2 separate regions of the Homo sapiens genome follow, and region 2 is linked to region 1. A link is a contact called in ENCODE Hi-C or POLR2A ChIA-PET data. All regions are on one chromosome and are shown on one strand. Each heading gives the region's core, a stretch centred on a gene start or an enhancer-like site at or near the end of the contact. The rest is flanking DNA. Distances are from core to core; before and after follow the strand shown. Region 1 holds the start of LHX4-AS1 (LHX4 antisense RNA 1). Region 2 overlaps STX6 (syntaxin 6).

Region 1 (6,308 bases), core at 2,780-5,279:
AAAATTTTGACTACAATCCACAGTAAAACTCATTTTACATTTCATCTCAGTACACATATTTATACAATAAAAACTAAAGTTTAATGAAATGATCTTGCCATTCCATCCCATTCTCTTCATCTGATTTCCTGTTTTAGTTTTGATCCACTAAGGTGACTTTACAGCCCACGAGTGGGTTCTGACCTATAGTTTAGAAACCTGCTTAGACACTGTTGGGTGTGCAAGCTCACCCCTGGCTGTGAGCCCAGCGACGCCAGGGCAAAGGTGACATGGCTGTGGGGAAATGGGAGACTCCTGATGAGACAGAGGGGAGGGCATCTGGGGCGACTTTGAACATGACTTCAACCTGGCTGTTCACCTTCACAGCTCTGGCAAGAACTCATGAGGATGTGTGAGCAGAGTGTTTGTCATGACAGGGACGTGTGGAATTGGGTACATTCAATCTGATGAGACTTCTGTGCAGCTGGGCTGGCAGGGGAGGGTTGAGGCAGGGAGCTGAGCAGAGAAAGGACTGCTGTCCTCACTTTTCAGTGGCTTGGGAAGGCCCGTGGTGCAGGAGTCAGTGCCATGAGAGTGGGGACCTCTCCACTCTGATGTCCCCTGTGCCTCGCGCTGTCCTGCCTACAGCAGGCAGGCTTAGGTGCAGAAAGGATGGAAGGGAGGGTGTGGGAGGAGGCGCAGCTGCTGCAGATAGGCCGAAGCCAGTAAGCAGTGGTTTTTCCTTGCAGATGACTCAGAGGCTGGAGCTAAGCGGCCCCGGACCACCATCACAGCCAAGCAGCTGGAGACATTAAAGAATGCATACAAGAACTCCCCCAAGCCTGCCCGGCACGTGAGGGAGCAGCTGTCCTCAGAGACAGGCCTGGACATGAGGGTCGTACAGGTGAGATGCCAGCACTCCTGTGCCCTCCGGGGATCCCAGGCCCGGGACAGGGGTGGAAGGTATCCTGAGTGACATCAGCTCACGGGTGGTTGGGCTCAGGGCTTGACCCCAGGGCTTTTGCCAGAACTGAAGACAGAGTTCTGAGGCCCACCTGGGGAGAGGGGGTGGGGCGCATCGCACTCCCAGACCTGTGCTCCATTCAGGCTTCAGTCTGCTTCCAGCCGCCCGCCTAGGGGGTCCTGGGGGCTTTGGGTTTGTGGTGGACGCCCCCTGAGTATGTCCCTTGTGCTTGTGTGGCAGGTTTGGTTTCAGAACAGAAGGGCCAAAGAGAAACGCCTGAAGAAGGATGCAGGGCGGCACCGCTGGGGGCAGTTCTATAAGAGCGTCAAGAGGAGCCGGGGCAGCAGCAAGCAGGAGAAGGAGAGCTCTGCAGAGGACTGTGGGGTTAGTGACAGTGAGCTGAGCTTCCGAGGTGAGCAGGGCTGGAGGGGCCAGGCCGAGGCCTTAGGAAAGTCCCCTGGGAATCTGTAATCCCTGGCACTCAGGAGGGATCTTTCTTGAGGCCTTGGCAACTCCCTCCTGAACACAGGCTTTTCCTTAAGACTTGCAGTGAAGGGTGGGGGAAATGGTAGTGGCCCTTTACCATGGGACAGGAGTAGGAAACAAGATTGCTGAGGTCTGGAAGCTGGGATGGGCCAGGCCCCGTCCTGTGGCCCCAAGGTCTCCCCTCCCCTCCTGCTGACTGGGGCCTCCCTCATCAGCCCACACAGCTATGAACAGATGACTGGGTTCCAGCCTTGTGCCCCTAGCCCCTCTCCCATCTTTGTCCCCTTTGCTGGGACACTGGCCTACTCCCATAGTCCCCTAGAGCCACCCCTTCCTCCAGTCCTGGTGGTGGGGAGGTCATGCTCCACAGGTTTTTTCCTGGGAAATCAGTACTGTGAGTGCATGTGAGATGGGGAACTGGCTTCACTTCCGAAATCCCTTTCCCCACCACTCACTTCATTCTGTCCCCTGCACACAAGCTTTGCAGCATGCACTATATTCAAATTCATGCATCAGCAAAATTGTAAATTACTGCATGTTATGAATCCTCAGGTTGTTTGCAAAGAATCATAACTGTTCTCAGGTACTGAGTTCTCAAATGTGGAAGGTCTTCTGCGGAGGGGGAAAGGGAAGAGTACTCAACTGGCGATCAGAGACCTGGTTTCCAGTGCAGCTCTGTCAAATCGATTCACTTCTCTTGAGCCCCAGTATTCCCAAGAGGAATACCATATCTTTGCCCATCTCACTGCGTTGTGGGGATCAATGAACACAACCAACTGTGGATGTGCTTGGGGAAAGCCTGGCACATTTGTATACCTGGAAGGCATGATCGTTCCCACAGGGAGCGTGTGGCTCCCGCAGAGGGCCCTGGTCATTTGGGATGACAGGTATAGGGAAAAGGCTAACTCATGGCCATTTGACAATGGAGTGGAGCCTTCATCTTCCTGCTCCCTTTAAAGAGCATGAGCTCCCCCCACCATGTTTTTTCATAAGGGGAATGGGGGGCAGGCCTCAGAAGGGATGGGGTGTTGAAGTCTAGTCTGGGGAGGCCTTATTTAGGGATTGGTGCAGAGGCCCAGGTGGAAATAGAAAAGGAAGTTTGTGGGACAGAGGATGGAACAAGTTGCCTGCCAGGACAACGATGCCCTGGGAGGACTCTAGTTCAGCCCAGAGGTCAGCTGAGCCCTAGAGGGCAGCCTCCTCTGAGAACACAGGGCCCGTGAGGCCTTGGGGACAGCTCATGGGACTAATACTCACCTTTTAGGCTTCTTGGCAGGATTGGGAAAGTCAATCTCATCTGGGCTGTTGAAGTCAACACCTAGAACATACTGGATTGTTAAGCTCATTTCTGTTGGGTGCAGGTGGGTCCCTGGGCTGACCTATCATTGGTTTCTCTGGGAATAATTTCTCAAAGACTAAAACTGCTCACCTCTGTTGGAGAGAGAAATTCTTTCAAGTGGCAAAGATTCCATTAGATCCCCTTAATGAAATTCTTTAAGAAAAAAGAAGGTTCATTTGCCTTAATCAAGTCAATTCTTTGTCCCCAGTGAAGAGCTTATTGAATACAGACAGAAACCAAGTCCTTTGATATTGAACCTCTCTTCCAGATAGACCAGAAGGATTTTGTACAGATGTCTAAGAGTGGTCCTCAGCTTCCCTGACCATATGGGCCTGCTTGCTTCCCAATCAACTAAACCAAGCCCTTTCTCAGCTTGAAAGCTTTCAGGGTAAATGTTGTCAGCATGTAGTTTCCATTTGTGATGTGGAGACATCTGACCCACCCAGCCTTAGGCATTCATCCTCCTCAGTGTAGCCAGAGTATTAGTACACGAGCCACAAGGGACCAACGAGCTCACCAAACATTTGTCCATCCTTCTGGGACCTGGGAATTTAGTCTTTGCAGGTGTTTCTTGTTTTTCTCCTTGGCCTGGGTTGGCCTCTGGATATCAGGCTGCCATATTGGTGTGTCTGACCCATGCTTGGCTGCAAGGCAGCTGCCATCCTTGGGCATCTTTCCTGGTCATGTGTGTTCCTAGGTTGTGAAGAGCAGGGGACCATCAGAGTCCTGGCAGCTGACAATAAATCTCCGTTCTTTTGTCCACAGAGGATCAAATTCTCTCAGAACTTGGCCACACCAATAGGATTTATGGCAACGTGGGGGACGTTACAGGCGGACAGTTAATGAATGGGAGCTTCTCCATGGACGGGACAGGACAATCCTATCAGGACTTGAGGGATGGGAGCCCCTATGGAATCCCCCAGTCTCCATCCTCCATATCGTCCCTGCCATCCCACGCTCCTTTGCTCAATGGGCTGGATTACACGGTGGACAGTAATTTGGGCATCATTGCGCATGCAGGGCAGGGAGTAAGCCAGACGCTGAGAGCCATGGCTGGGGGACCCACCTCTGACATCTCCACAGGAAGCAGTGTAGGCTATCCCGACTTTCCAACTAGCCCAGGCTCTTGGCTCGATGAAATGGATCATCCTCCTTTTTAAACTTCTCTCCTCCCCACCCTACCTGCCCCCCTGGCTTGAGAGAATATCTTCAAGGATCAAAAGAGACTTGCCTTTTAAGGATCGAAAGTACGCCAATGTGAATTTCCATTATTTTCAATGGAAGTCCTCCGCTGATTCCTAGAAGGCTGTGAGACCACACTAGGGCATTGTTTCCCTGGGGAAGCAGTGGGAGAGCAGACTCATCTCAGAACACAGCACAGGGGGTAATGGCCTAGAGCTCTAGGGACACTGGCTTGTTGGGTCTCTCCCCTGCTGTTCTGCTTAGGGGCTTGGCTGCTCAGTGCTTTGGTAGCACAAGGTGACTGTGATAGGCCCCCTTGGCCTTTGGGAACTTTGCTCCAACTGGTGTGTCTCACACAATGCCTCCCAAAACACTGCTCTCACCAGAACTGAGACTCCTAAGGTAGAGGCCTCACAGCCCTTGAGTAAAATAAAAGTGATTTCTGGACCATCCTTATTGAACCCTATATTTCAAAATGAAAAGATCAGTTATTAAAGGTCAGTGAACACTTTGATGGCCAGTTTGATATTAAAAACATGCCCCCTCCTTTTTTATTTTTGCTGTGAAGATATGAATTCTTTCCTACAAACCAGAGAATATGAACCTGTTTTGGTTTTTAAGTGTCCCATCTATATCATTGACTCTGATGGCAAGAGGTGGTTTTCATTGCAGGTGACTGAGGCTGAGCTGAGTAGCCCTGGACCACCGCTGCAGATTGCCTGAGTCGTCCCCTTGGTGCACAGTGTGCCTTCTTCAATTGCTTGTATCATTTATTCCACAAGACAGGCTGTGGGCTGTAAAATGAGCAAAACTAAAATGTGGGGAGAACAAAATGACAATCAATCAGTGAACATTTGTAGACACATTTGGATTCCAAACCTGCAGTCTGTTCAGCCATATCGGCTGATGCCAGTCTTCCAGAGTTCCCCATCCCTTGTAGGGTGAAATATTTGGAGTCTGTTTTGAAGGAGTTGGTTTAGATGAGCTTGCAAGTCTACCCCTCTGAAAGCTTTCTCTGCTGTCCTAGCTGACTCAATTGGAGGACAGTTTTGGTCATTTCCAGGAACCAGCAATTTTTTTTTGGCCTACCTTGGTTGGGAAGAGTAATTTAGGGAGCAGCCCTAAAATTGTCCAAAGGGTTCTAAGTGGTTCTTGGGCTGCATCTCTCTGGATTGCTGGCTGGACACCTGCCATGCCTTGGGCTGCAGTCCCATGGTCAGAAAGCCAGAACTCTCTGGCCAGTGGTGGTGCAGGGACTCCCCGTTGTGCAGGTTTGCAGTAGCAAATCACTAAGCCTGAGGCCAGAGCAAGGCCAACCCCCGCTTTACGAGTTGCCACTCCTGCGACAGACTGCACTGCTGTGGGAAACGCTGTCCTGAATGGTGCTGCAGCTCCCACCCACCTTGTGCACCCATCTACCATCAGGAAGCTCTCCATGTGCAAACTGGAATTTAGCCAGCTGGAATTTATTCCTGTCCCTCTGGGAAGCTGTGTTTGCTTCTTCTGGCCTCCCATTCTCTTAAATGAGATCAGCAGAGTAGGAAAGGGTGAGAAGGCATTGCCTATCACATGAAGTGATGGGGCCAGAGACCCTAAGGACCCTTCCTTCTACGAATGGTTGGTCACCTTTTGAGGACTGCAAAGACTTAGGCATGTCATAGGCAGACTAAAGGAAGAATACACAGTTCCTCTTGGACTGCTACATCTTTTGTAAGCCCTTTTCCAGGACTAAACTAAGTTCAATTAAGTAAGTTCTTTAAAACAGTAAATTCCGGGATCAGCCTTCGGGCCCTCTTCTCTGACCAATTTTATAGCGTACCCTCGTTTTTTGGTGTGCTGCAGTGGTCATGATTTTTGCTTGAGAAGTCTGCAAACATAGACACTTCTCTTGAGGTTCCATGTTTATGGATGATGTTGTGTTAATCCTAGCCAATTCTGTGCTATTGGGAATTCTCCAATCATGAACACTGGGGTGGGGAGGAAGACACAAATGCCATGTGAGGAAAGGAAAATGCAGTCGTCTTTTTGGAGGATGGCTTTTTAAATACACCCTTCTTAGCAGGCTGCTTAAAATACACAGGAGAAAAGGCTCTGCTGGGCAATGAACCAGATGAAAAGCTGCCCACCCAGATCACTGTTGCAGGTTGACTATTTGGCTTAGCAACTCATGGGATTTCAGAGGCCCTTGAAGTTTTTGGTGAGTATAGTGTGGGGGAGAGCAGGCTTTTTAAAAGGGGGGGGGGCATCCTCCTCTGTGTAGCACTGTTTAAGATCACTGTAAGTAAGTTGACCAGTTTTTGTAAGTTAATCATACTAATTCCCAGTTCAATAGTGGAAGGAGAGGCCTTCCTCATTTAT
Region 2 (6,308 bases), core at 1,810-4,309, 690 kb after region 1:
CGGGAAATACCCAGACACACGTGCCTTTCCTCACAGGAGTAGGAGGGATTTTCTCAGCTGTGGCCAACAGCAGGGGAGGTGTCTGGCCACAGTTATGAATATGGAGCATCTGCTAAAAGTACAGGCTTTGGAGGCAGATGCCTGGAGTCTGAGCTTCGACTCTCCTGTTCACTAGCTGAAAAACTATCTCTTAATGGTTGCAGGTAACAGAAACCTATGTAAACCGGCTCAAGCACAAAGTGGGATGCTATTTTAAAGGTGGGAATCAGGGCAGTGTGGGGACCCGAGAGATCAAAACCAAGATGTGAATGATTTTATCCAAGAGGTAGGGATGTGGCTGCCAGCACAAAGCTCATATCCTCCATCGCTTCACCACTCCGTAAGAATGGGTGTCTCTCTCCCAGCTCTGGTTACTAAAAGGAAAAGGAAGTCACGGGAGGACTCTGACGTGCGTTGGATCATGTGGTACCTCTGGGCCTAATCACCGTGACCATCAGGATAAGCCTCTAAGACAAGCCATAGCTAACAGTCCTGGCAAGAACTAAATGGTACAACTCAATATGGTTTAAATGAATTCAACAGACAGCATCTGTAAGGGAATAATCAGAACTGAGGAAACCAGTACGGGATGGTGAAGTGTCCAGAGACGTGTGACAGAGGGAAGCTATTACCTCCACCAGAGCTGAAGGGTAAAAGAGAATATTGTTATCATAGTCCGGCAAGAGCTGCTACCCTGGCAGAGGATGCTCCTTGTGAGAGCTGTGACCGTGGCCCCTGGCGGGACTGCAGTGAGGTGGGTTGGGGAATGAAGCCCCAGCCTCTCTCTCCTCCAGCTCTCTGGTCTTTTTTGAGGATGCTCATCGCAGTGGCCAAGCCCAACCAGAGGCCGGGGGCTCTGGAAGTGCAATCTGATGCGTATAGCCTCCTGGGGCATGGAAGGGCAGAGAAGAGATTAGCTGGGGGCTGATGGGGAGAGCCTAACCAGCACACACACTTTTTTAGGCTAGGGCTGGGCAGGAGGATTAAGACTGGTACCTCTCAACACAAGCACATGTTGGAATGGGGTAGGGTAACTTTCCAAAATATGTTGTGTGTTTGGCAGAAGGGGTTCCTGTTGTTAGAAAAAGTGAGGCTAACAGATGGTAGGCCAAAAAAGCAATAAACTAGAGTAAAATCAACAGGTATGATAATGCCTACCCCACAGAAATGGATAGGAAAAACGTGCATAAAAGCACTGTGTAAACTGTAGGGCTCTGTTCCCTTTTCATGAGGCCATCAGTCATACTGGATTAGGGGCCCACCTTACTACTGCAGGATGACCTCACCTTCCCAAATTAAATCAACAACCCTATTTCCAAAGAATGCCACATTCTGAGGTACTGGGGGTTACAACTTCAACATGAATTTTTTGGGGGAAACAATTCAACTCCTAACACACCCCTACCCAACCTCTGTAGGTTCCCTCAATCCACCAAAACTCCTTTGGCTCCAGTGGATTATCTAGCAGTTAGGAAACCAAGATCATTAAACAAATTCACTGCAACCACAGCGAGACTGACTACCTTAGCTTACCTCTGTGAGAGGAGTTAAGCCAAATGAATCTGTAGAATTTTGGCGGGTTTGGGGGTATTTGGGGGCAGGGGACAGATGTTCTTCCTTGAAATCACAATACTTAGTTCTCTTCCATTTATAAGACTCACCCCTCCATCCCAACCCCTGCACCACAGGACAAGGAAGTGTTCTTGGCCTTCAACTTTCATCCATGATGGTGAAAGCACTTGCTCCTGATCTATTTGCCCACCAGCTTCTCCTCTGTAGCCTGAGGCTTCTGATGCCTGCCTGGCTGGTTCTCAGTAAGAAGGTCAAGTTCAACCAGAGAGGAGATGCTGATGCCTTTCAGTAGTTAAATATGAATTCAGACCCTGGGGCCTGGACATAAGATTTGGGGTCCCATCAGCTGGGCACGGTGGCTCACACCCATAATCCTAGCACTTTGGGAGGCTGAGGTGGGTGGATCACTTGAGGTCAGGAGTTTGAGAACAGCCTGGCCAACATGGTAAAACCTCGTCTCTACTAAAAATACAAAAATTAGCCGGGCTTGGTGGCATGCACCTGTAGTCCCAGCTACTAGGGAGAAGGCTGAAGCACAAGTATCACTTGAGCCCGGGAGGCAGAGGTTGCAGTGAGCCGAGATCGCACCATTGCACTCCAGCCTGGGCGACAGAGTGAGACTCAACCTCAAAAACAAAAAAACAAACAAAAAAAAATTGGGGGTCCCTTGGACCTAAGATTTCTGAAAACACTCAGACTATGGGGACCCCTGCTGAAGGAGAAGCCCCCAACTGTGGCTTCAGGGGAATGCACCAAGGCTCTCACTGAGGCCGCCTTCTCCAACAAGCTCCCCTCCTGCTTCCCCATGGCTGGCATGGCTGAGGAAAAAGGACACTGAGCACAGCCTGTGCATGAGCGGCTTGCCATGCCGCAGGATAAAACCCATAATGCCACTCAGCGTGCCTTGGTTGTAAATCTAGTTTGATTACAACACTAATCTCTGGCCATTTGTTCTGTTTCTGATTTGTGAACCAACCGAAGACATGAGCAGGGCCTCAGCTAACCCACAAATAGCACATGTGTGCAAACTGGAAAAATGAACCCTTCTTCTGGGAGGACGCCAGCCCAGGCCAGGTCACCCGGCTTGGCCAGCAGAACACAGAGTGGATTTTGGTCCCGTTTGTTCCCCAGTGGGGTATCTATCCTTGTGCAGGGCACAAGCTTACATGGTGGCTCTGGTCATTTCATTAGAAAATAGACAGAAATGGGCTGCACACCAGAATGAATGATTTGGAAGGGAGGGGTGATGGTATAAAAGAATAGGCCAATTCATTCAAAATGGTAGAAGCAGAATGCCAAATTCCATCCACTCTTACCAATGCCCTGAGCTGGGAAGCACAGGAAGCTGCTGCTTTTCCTCTCCCCTTTTTCCCCACTCCGTGTTGGCTGCACCAGCAGAGGCTTCTGTATTTGCCCTGGGCGGGAGTTGGGTATGAAGGTCTGGGCCAGAAGGTTCTGAGTTGCTGCGCTGCTGGGTGGCAGCTGGAAGGCCAGGCTGGCTGAAGCCCTGGCGAGGTGACACTGGGTCTGAGGCAGGTGCAGTGGCAGCAGCCAGACCTCTGAGGACACAAATGGGCTAGAGAGTGGGAAGAATGGAGTGGGGGTAAGGGGGGACAGCCTATGAGAGGAGGCTGCGGGATGAAGTGGGAAGCCACAAAAAATGGAAAAGGAAGTGAAACCAAGGGAGAAATAAGAGTGCCACCCCCGAGGCCGTCCTGGCCTTTCTTCCTTTCTGAGGCATCAGCGCAGATTCTAAGGTTACCTGAACTGACTGAGAGCTCTATTGTTTTCTGAGCAACACGACAGTGGTATAGAGAATTCCTGGAACACACTGGGAAGACACACGCTCTACAAGGTGACAATTCTGGGGAAATCTGAAGGGCTGGAATAATAAAAAGTCAAACATTTGGCATCCCATCAGCTGCTGAAACAACCCTCTCACGTACTTTAAAATACCCAAGACACACACTCTGCATATTACTCACGAAACAGCTACGAATGCACAGTCTGTGCATTACCAGTTCATGTCACACTGTGCCTCAGGAAGCCGCTGAGTGGCCTGGTCATGCATCTTATCAATCTTCTGGGAGAGGTTCTGCCTGACTGAATTGGCTTCCATAGTATTTGCACTTCACAGCTGAAATCCTTAAGAAAGGAGGTCAGCTTCTGGCTCCGTAACAAGTTGTTCTTGGCCACCCAACGGTTGCCCTTCCTAACTGGAGCCATGGTGCTTGGGTGGAGACAACAGGTGTAAAATGGGTCAAGTGAAACTGTGCTTGCTGCTCCGGCTGACAGCGAGCAGCTCTATGGCTACCCTAACATGCGACGGCCACCACCAAATTCAAACTCAGCTGCCACAGGCTGCCAAATGAGAAGTCGCCATCTTAGTCCCTCAGTGTCCAATACAAGGACGCTCCACAGTCAGGCAGCCAGTCCACAGGTAGGACTACAGTGCCCAGAAGTCATGGCGATTTTGTTTTCAGATTGACAGATAACACTATGTTTTCATCGTGCACGTTTTGAAGTATACAGAAGTGCCCCCTGCCCCACCGCCTTTTTGCAGGGATACATTCCAAGACCCACAGTGGATGCTTGAAACCACAGATTGTACTGACTAGATAAACTGTTTCTTCCCTTATATACATAGGAACTCCCTTGCTGAAATCTTTGTATAGGCACAGTGCTTTCCAGTGCAACCCATTTCTGAAACCTCAGAAAGTGAAACCGCAGATAAGGTGGGACTCCTGTGCAAGTGGGTGACATGACAGTGGACGAAGAAAATAAACATAAAAGTTGTCCTTTATCTAAGAAGGGAACGCAGTTCAGACAAGGAAGAGGAAGAGCAAAAGGTCAAGACACAATAACAGTTACCCAAGCTGTAGGGCAACAAGGGTTATCTACGGTGAAACCAACTGCAAGCCTGACACTCAAGTTTGACACGAGGATCTTCAAGACCCCCTTGGCCTGTGCACTCCAGCAGCCAGGGAGCAGATTTATGGTGTTAGTGAAGGACAGCCCTCTCTGACAGCAAAAAGATCTTCCTCACTTCCAGTGGGTGGTGGAACGAGCATACTACCAAGGGCCAGTGATTTGTGGAGGATTGATTTTGCACAACTGCATCTAGAGGCCTTGGGAAACCTCCAGCCCTCTAGCCATCTTGCCCAAAATGTGCGGACCCACAAACGAGAAGCAGCCAGACTTTTCTGATGGGCCTCCAATGGGCACTTCTGGGGTCCTGAAAAGACTTCTTCCCATCAGGTGTATTGTTTCTTTGATGTGAAGTTCCAGAGCAGGGAGTAGTGTTCCTCTGGGGAATTTGGAAAAAGGGAGACACACTGTTCTCACATCAGTTTTAAAGCTTTGCTGTTCACGCCTCATAACTGAGGTGACCCCAGAAATTGCTTGCTGAGTCCATGCAATGGAAACTTCTCATCATTTTCCCAGCTGTATTCTCCTCCCTGCTCTTTGACCGACTGCTCTCTGCCTCCAGTAACTCAGCATCCTCTTTGGCCTGCCCCACCTACAACTGTTGTGGCATGGAAGGACCCCAGGTTCTCAGAAAAACTGCCACCTCACCCTCCTCAGAGAACCCTTAGGATCTGGCATTTCCACTCTGTGTACGCTGGAGGCCGGGAGGCTCAGGCTCAGAAAGGTGAGAGCTCTGGGCCATGAGAGTGCACATCTAGGAAGCGGGGGTAACTGTACGAATTAAGGCCGGATGGCAGAGCAGGACAGGTCACAGGGGTGCCCACAGCAGCAGAACAGGCCATCTCACCACCCACACCCATCCCCCTCCTTCGGTGGGGGTTACTAAATGGGGCTTTGGGATCTCTCACCTTCTTTGCACACTAGTTCTTTTGAAGCTGGCCTGTGGAATGGTGTTTTATGTTTATCCTTGTTTACTGTAGACCAAAAATTGGTTTGGAGGCAGCTTCCAAGTCTTGTCCCTCTCTCTCACTGGTTAGTGGGAATTTGGATAAGGGAACTGTAGGGCTTAGGTCAGTCTAGGGTCTTTTTTTTTTTTTGAGACGGAGTCTGGCTCTGTCGCCCAGGCTGGAGTGCAGTGGCGCGATCTTGGCTCACTGCAAGCTCTGCCTCCCAGGTTCACGCCATTCTCCTGCCTCAGCCTCCCGAGTAGCTGGGACTACAGGCACCCGCCACCACGCCCAGCTAATTTTTTGTATTTTTAGTAGAGATGGGGTTCACCGTGTTAGCCAGGATGGTCTCGATCTCCTGACCTCGTGATCTGCCCGCCTCGGCCTCCCAAAGTGCTGGGATTACAGGTGTGAGACACCGCGCCTGGCCAGTCTAGGGTCTTATGTGACCAGCTGCAGAGTAAGTACCTCTAAGCTATCCATGGTCCCTGCCAGGTCTATAGACTCTACAGAGAGCACCGCTCTCATGGGTTCATGTGTACCTGTCTGGTGGCCTTGTTCCGTGTGTTTAGCCTCTGCCCAAGGCATGGATGAGTTACATGCAGTTAGTGGTGAGATCCTCATGCTGAAGCCAGCCTCTGTGCCCCAAGAAGTCATGGGCTATGATCCAAGAATCTGGGAAGTAGAGGTCTTACCCTCAGGCTTGGGTGGCTCTTTGTTGCATTTTGTGTTATTCTGCTATATGATCATTCTAGTAATTCAGTCCTTTTCAAGTTGAATTCTTTTCAGGTTGTTTTATTTTCCTTTTCCGGAGACTTTTGT

Evidence for each region. A loop is a pair of places that touch in the nucleus more often than their neighbours do. ChIA-PET counts read pairs that join two places held with the same protein, here RNA polymerase II (POLR2A).
Region 2: a loop to region 1 is called in a map of posterior vena cava, with 13 times the contacts of the local background. The contact joins the enhancer-like site here to the promoter of LHX4-AS1 in region 1. A Hi-C loop is called at or near these places in 1 of 168 maps with a recorded cell type or tissue (posterior vena cava). POLR2A ChIA-PET finds 5 or more read pairs at or near these places in 2 of 52 experiments (GM10248 and activated CD8-positive, alpha-beta T cell).

Annotation. Positions count from the first base shown.
Region 1 is chr1:180,270,652-180,276,959 of GRCh38, forward strand. LHX4-AS1 (LHX4 antisense RNA 1) reads right to left here and starts at 4,030. Exons shown (of 5, transcript NR_037642.1): 1 at 4,000-4,030; 2 at 3,286-3,461; 3 at 2,687-2,747; 4 at 1,962-2,041; 5 at 1-1,320. LHX4 (LIM homeobox 4) reads left to right here. Exons shown (of 6, transcript NM_033343.4): 4 at 729-883; 5 at 1,184-1,355; 6 at 3,534-6,308. The coding sequence ends at 3,928. It also overlaps a transcript of ACBD6 not described here. RefSeq lists an enhancer at 863-1,790.
Region 2 is chr1:180,966,460-180,972,767 of GRCh38, forward strand. It overlaps STX6 (syntaxin 6), which reads right to left. Exons shown (of 8, transcript NM_005819.6): 8 at 6,266-6,308. It also overlaps the pseudogene MR1P1. Among named protein-coding and RNA genes, the nearest start is that of KIAA1614-AS1, 15 kb to the left of the region's middle. Within about 2 kb of position 3,060, at least 2 of the 41 ENCODE cell types and tissues checked have a DNase peak (open chromatin) inside an H3K27ac peak, as active enhancers do.